Linked DNA regions of Homo sapiens: region 1 is linked to region 2. Evidence: read pairs that join two places in POLR2A ChIA-PET (ENCODE). Cell type or tissue: GM12878. All regions are shown on one strand. Links, peaks and the distances in the headings refer to the core of each region. The heading gives the core; the rest is flanking DNA. Region 1 has its middle 37 kb from the start of KIZ-AS1. Region 2 overlaps XRN2 (5'-3' exoribonuclease 2).

The links. Peaks named below come from ENCODE experiments on the same cell type or tissue, not always from the same donor. Only the 100,000 strongest peaks of a DNase experiment are listed, where the experiment ranks them.
Region 1: POLR2A ChIA-PET joins it to region 2 with 5 read pairs; 6 of 35 experiments call an interaction of 5 or more read pairs at or near these places.

The regions. Positions count from the first base shown.
Region 1 is chr20:21,253,588-21,256,504 of GRCh38, reverse strand. No RefSeq gene overlaps it. Among named protein-coding and RNA genes, the nearest start is that of KIZ-AS1, 37 kb to the right of the region's middle. In GM12878, for the core only: no CTCF peak of the experiment used is centred there; no DNase peak of the experiment used is centred there.
Region 2 is chr20:21,314,175-21,317,091 of GRCh38, reverse strand. The region is part of intron 1 of XRN2 (5'-3' exoribonuclease 2); the gene reads right to left. Among named protein-coding and RNA genes, the nearest start is that of XRN2, 12 kb to the right of the region's middle. In GM12878, for the core only: no CTCF peak of the experiment used is centred there; a DNase peak (open chromatin) is centred at 1,720.

The DNA of each region.
Region 1 (2,917 bases), core at 312-2,811, 61 kb after region 2:
TCTCTCTCTTTTTTTTTGTCACCCAGGATGGCAGACAGTGATCTCACTTCACTGCAGCCTTGACCTCCCAGGCTCAATCGATCCTCCCACCTCAGACTCCCTAGTAGCTGGGACTGCAGGAGCACACCACCATGCCTGACTAATTTTTCTATTTTTGGTAGAGACGGGTTTTCGCCATGTTGCCTAGGCTAGTGTCAAACTCCTGGGCTCAAGCCATCTACCTGCCTCAGCCTCCCGAAGTGCTGGGATTATAGGCATAAGCCACTGTGCTCAGCCACAGAAGTTTTAAATTTTAATGTTGTGATATTCATCAATATTTTTATGAGTTTTTGCTTCTTCTGTCTTGGCTGAGAAATTCTTCCTTGCTTCAAAGTCATAAAGATACTTATTTTTTTCTTTAAAAGTTTTAAAGTTTTCTTTTTCATATTTAGTTCTTTATTCCAGCACGAATTTCTTTCGTGTTAGGGATGAAGTCGAAATTTAATTTTCTATTTTGCCATGTGGCTTGCCAGTTGGTCCAGCCCTGATTGGGAAGGTGGTGATCACCTCACTGATTTCTAATACTACATCGGTCCCACACTCAGTTCTCATGCCTGGGAATATTTCTAGAGCCTGTATTCTGCTCCATGTTTCTATCCCTGAGCCAACACCACATGGCCTAATTACTGCTCTTTATAATAAATCTTGATTTCTGCTATAGCAAGACCCCTTCTCTTTATTCTTCAAAATTGCCTTCAACATTTTGGCCTTTTAAATTCCTTCTGAGTTTTATGACCAGCTTGTTAAGTACCTGGAAGACCTGTTGGGATTTTGACTGAAATCGCATTGGCTTTTGGATCAATTAGGAGGTAACTATGATTCTTTTTTTTTTTTTTTTTGAGATGGAGTCTTGCTCTGTCGCCCAGGCTGGAGTGCAGTGGCGCAATTTCGGCTCACTGCAAGCTCCACCTCCCGGGTTCAAGCGATTCTCCTGCCTCAGCCTCCCGAGTAGCTGGGATTACTTACAGGCAACTACCATTACAAAACCACCCTGTTATTGGTGTATAAGAATGCTTGTGATTTTTGTACATTGATTTCGTATCCTGAGACTTTGCTGAAGTTGCTTATCAGCTTAAGGAGATTTTGGGCGGAGACAATGGGGTTTTCTAGATATATAATCATGTCATCTGCAAACAGGGACAATTTGACTTCCTCTTTTCCTAATTGAATACCCTTTATTTCCTTCTCCTGCCTAATTGCCCTGGCCAGAACTTCCAACACTATGTTGAATAGGAGTGGTGAGAGAGGGCATCCCTGTCTTGTGCTAGTTTTCAAAGGGAATGCTTCCAGTTTCTGCCCATTCAGTATGATATTGGCTGTGGGTTTGTCATAGATAGCTCTTATTATTTTGAGATACGTCCCATCAATACCTAATTTATTGAGAGTTTTTAGCATGAAGGTTGTTGAATTTTGTCAAAGGCCTTTTCTGCATCTATTGAGATAATCAAACAATAGAGCCAAATCATGAGTGAACTCCCATTCACAATTGCTTCAAAGAGAATAAAATACCTAGGAATCCAACTTACAAGGGACGTGAAGGACCTCTTCAAGGAGAACTACAAACCACTGCTCAGTGAAATAAAAGAGGATACAAACAAATGGAAGAACATTCCACGCTCATGGGTAGGAAGAATCAATATCGTGAAAATGGCCATACTGCCCAAGGTAATTTATAGATTCAGTGCCATCCCCATCAAGCTACCAATGACTTTCTTCACAGAATTGGAAAAAACTACTTTAAAGTTCATATGCAACCAAAAAAGACCCCACATCGCCAAGTCAATCCTAAGCCAAAAGAACAAAGCTGGAGGCATCACACTACCTGACTTCAAACTATACTACAAGGCTACAGTAACCAAAACAGCATGGTACTGGTACCAAAACAGAGATATAGATCAATGGAACAGAACAGAGCCCTCAGAAATAACGCCACATATCTACAACTATCTGATCTTTGACAAACCTGAGAAAAATAAGCAATGGAGAAAGGATTCCCTATTTAATAAATGGTGCTGGGAAAACTGGCTAGCCATATGTAGAAAGCTGAAACTGGATCCCTTCCTTACACCTTATGCAAAAATTAATTCAAGATGGATTAAAGACTTACATGTTAGACCTAAAACCATAAAAACCCTAGAAGAAAACCTAGGCAATACCATTCAGGACATAGGCATGGGCAAGGACTTCATGTCTAAAACACCAAAAGCAATGGCAACAAAAGCCAAAATTGACAAATGGGATCTAATTAAACTAAAGAGCTTCTGCACAGCAAAAGAAACTACCATCAGAGTGAACAGGCAACCTACAAAATGGGAGAAAATTTTCGCAACCTACTCATCTGACAAAGGGCTAATATCCAGAATCTACAATGAACTCAAACAAATTTACAAGAAAAAAACAAACAACCCCATCAAAAAGTGGGCAAAGGATATGAACAGACACTTCTCAAAAGAAGACATTTATGCAGCCAAAAAACACATGAAAAAATGCTCACCATCACTGGCCATCAGAGAAATGCAAATCCAGACCACAGTGAGATAGCATCTCACACCAGTTAGAATGGCGATCATTAAAAAGTCAGGAAACAACAGGTGCTGGAGAGGATGTGGAGAAATAGGAACACGTTTACACTGTTGGTGGGACTGTAAACTAGTTCAACGATTGTGGAAGTGAGTGTGGCGATTCCTCAGGGATCTAGAACTAGAAATACCATTTGACCCAGCCATCCCATTACTAGGTATATACCCAAAGGACTATAAATCATGCTGCTATAAAGACACATGCACACGTATGTTTATTGCGGCATTATTCACAATAGCAAAGACTTGGAACCAACCCAAATGTCCATCAATGATAGACTGGATTAAGAAAATGTGGC
Region 2 (2,917 bases), core at 324-2,823:
GAAAAGGTATTGATATTAGAAAAAAAAGAAATTAAACTATATTTGCACATGACATGATTGTGTATATAGAAAATCCTAAGGGATCCACTAGAAAATTATTACGATATATGACTTCAGCAAGGTTATAGGATACAAAATCAATATATAAAAATCAATTACATTTCTATACACTTGCAATGAGTATTCCAAAAATAAAGTTAAAACATTCTCACAATAGTATCAAAAAACTAGGGCTAAATCTAACAAAGAAATACGAAATTTATATTTTGAAAACTACAAAACACTGTTGACAGAAATCAAAATAGTTCTAAACAAATAACATCCCATATTTATGGAACACAAGACTCAACATTAAGATGACAATACTCCCCAAACTGATTGACAAATTCAACGTGCTCTGTAATCAACAGTAATCAAGACAGTGCGGTACTGGGACAAGGATAAACATTTAGATCAATGGAATGGAATTGAGTCCAGAAATAAATGCACACAGCTATTATTAGCTGATTTTTGATAAGGTGTCAAGATCATTTAATGGGGAAAAGAACAGTCTTCAACAAATGGTGTAGGACAACTAGATAGCCAATGCAAGAAAGTGAAGCTGGACTATTACTTCACACCTTAACTCAACCCAAACAACTCAAAATGGATCATGAACCTACATTTAAGAGCTAAAGCTATAAAACTCTTCCGAAAAACAGGTGTAAATATTTGTGACCTTGAATTTGGCAATGGAATTCTTAGATATGCCATCAAAAGCACAAACGATAAAAGAAAAAAGCAGATGAACTGCACTTCATCATCAAAATTTTAAACTTTTTTGTTTGTTTGTTTTTTGAGACTGAGTTTTGCTCTTGTTGCCCAGGCTGGAGTGCAATGGCACAATCTTGGCTCACTGCAACCTCCGCCTCCTGGGTTCAAGCCATTCTCCTGCCCCAGCCTCCTGAGTAGCTGGGATTACAGGCGCCCACCACCACACCCGGCTAATTTTCTGTATTTTCAGTAGAGACGGGGTTTCACCATGTTGGCCAGGCTGGTCTCAAACTCCTGTCCTCAAGTGATCTGCCCACCTCAGCCTCCCAAAGTGCTGCGATTACAAGCGTGAGTCACCACAACCGGACAAAATTTTAAACTTTTATTCTTCAAAGGACACCATCAAGAAAGTGGAAAGACAATCCACAGAATGTGGGAAAATATTTGCAAATCATTTATCTTATAAGGGACTTATATTCAGAATACATTCTTTAAAACTCTTACACTTCAATAGGACAACCCAATTTTAAAAGGGCAAAGAGGCCGGGTATGATGGCTCACGCCTGTAATCCCAACACTTTGGGAGGCTGAGGGAGGTGGATCATCTGAGCTCAGGAGTTGATTCGAGACCAGCCTGGGCAATATGGCAAAACCCTGTCTCAACCCAAAATACAAAAAGTTAGCCAGGCATGGTGGTGCCTGCCTGTAGTCCCAGCTACTCAGGAGGCTGAGGTGGGAGGATAACGTGACCCTGGGAGATGGAGGTTGCAGTGAGCTGAGATTGTGCCACTGCCCTCCAGCCCGGGTAACAAGAGTGAAACCCTGTCTCAAAAAAAAGGGGGAAGAGGAGACAAAGAACCTAAATAGACATTTCTCCAAAAGATACACAGATGGCCAGTAAGCACATGAAAAGATGCTCAACACGACTAGTCATCAGAAAATGCAAATCAAAACCACAGGAGATACCACGTCACACACCCACTAGAATGGCTAAAGCCAAGTCAGATAACAAGTGTTGGCAAGTGTGGCATAGTTCTTTGGCTGGCCTTGGACTAACTCAGTTCCTTTTCTTGCTCATAGTTCTCAAAAGTGACTGTAGAATGTGATGGTAATGCAATATCCTGAAATAGGGAAGAACTGCCTGAAAATGTCCAGCCTTGCTCCTGTCCCTCCCAGGAATTTAACATCTTGAGTGAGGGCGCAACTGCCCGGGACAAGGTGGGCTTTGTTCCTTTCACCCCTGGAAGCAGGACATTTTTTAAAGCATTAGCTCAGTGTGTCACATAAACCCTGAGGTGTATAACCCAGAGTGGGCTGCCTTTCAGGGTTCCTCTCCCGCCATGTAAGTGTGGCCCCTGCAGTCAAGACTCTATCTGCCCCGGGCATGTTTCCTGAGCCATGGGGGACCCATTCAGAATGAATCCTAGGCTTCTGTTGTCCTTTACTGTCTATTTGTAAATAATAAACCCTCTTCATGTAACATTGTACATGGATGTCCTTGTCTCCTCAGACTCAGACAAGTTGGTAAGCAACACACAGTAAACCTGCTTCACAGCAAAAATGTGGAAAAATTGGAACCCTCATACACTACTGGTGGGAATATAAAATAGTGCAATCACTTGGGGCTAGGAGTTCAAGACCAGTAGGCAACACAGAGAAACCCCATCTCTTAAAAAAAAAAAAAGTTAGCCAAGCATAGTGGCACATGCCTATAGTCCTAGCTATTCAGGAGACTGAGGCAGGAGAATCGCTTGAACCCAGGAGTTCAAGGCTGCAGTGAGCTATGATCATGCCATTGCACTCCAGCCTGGGCAACAGAGCGAGAACCTGGGAAAGTGGCTGGCAGTTCTTCAAATGATTAAACCATATAATCCAGCAACTCTACGCCTAGGTATACACCCAAGAAAAACGAAAACATATCCACATAGAAACATAACATGAATGTTTAAAACAGCATTATTCATAATAGCCAAAACATAGAAACTGTTCAAATGTTTATCAACAGACAAATGGATGAACAAAATGTGGTATATCCATACAATGGCACAGTATTTGGCCATAAGCAAATAATAAAGTACTGCGACATGCTACAACATGGGTGAACTTTGAAAACATAATATTAAGTGAAAGCAGCCAGCCAGAAACGACCATATTCTATAGATTC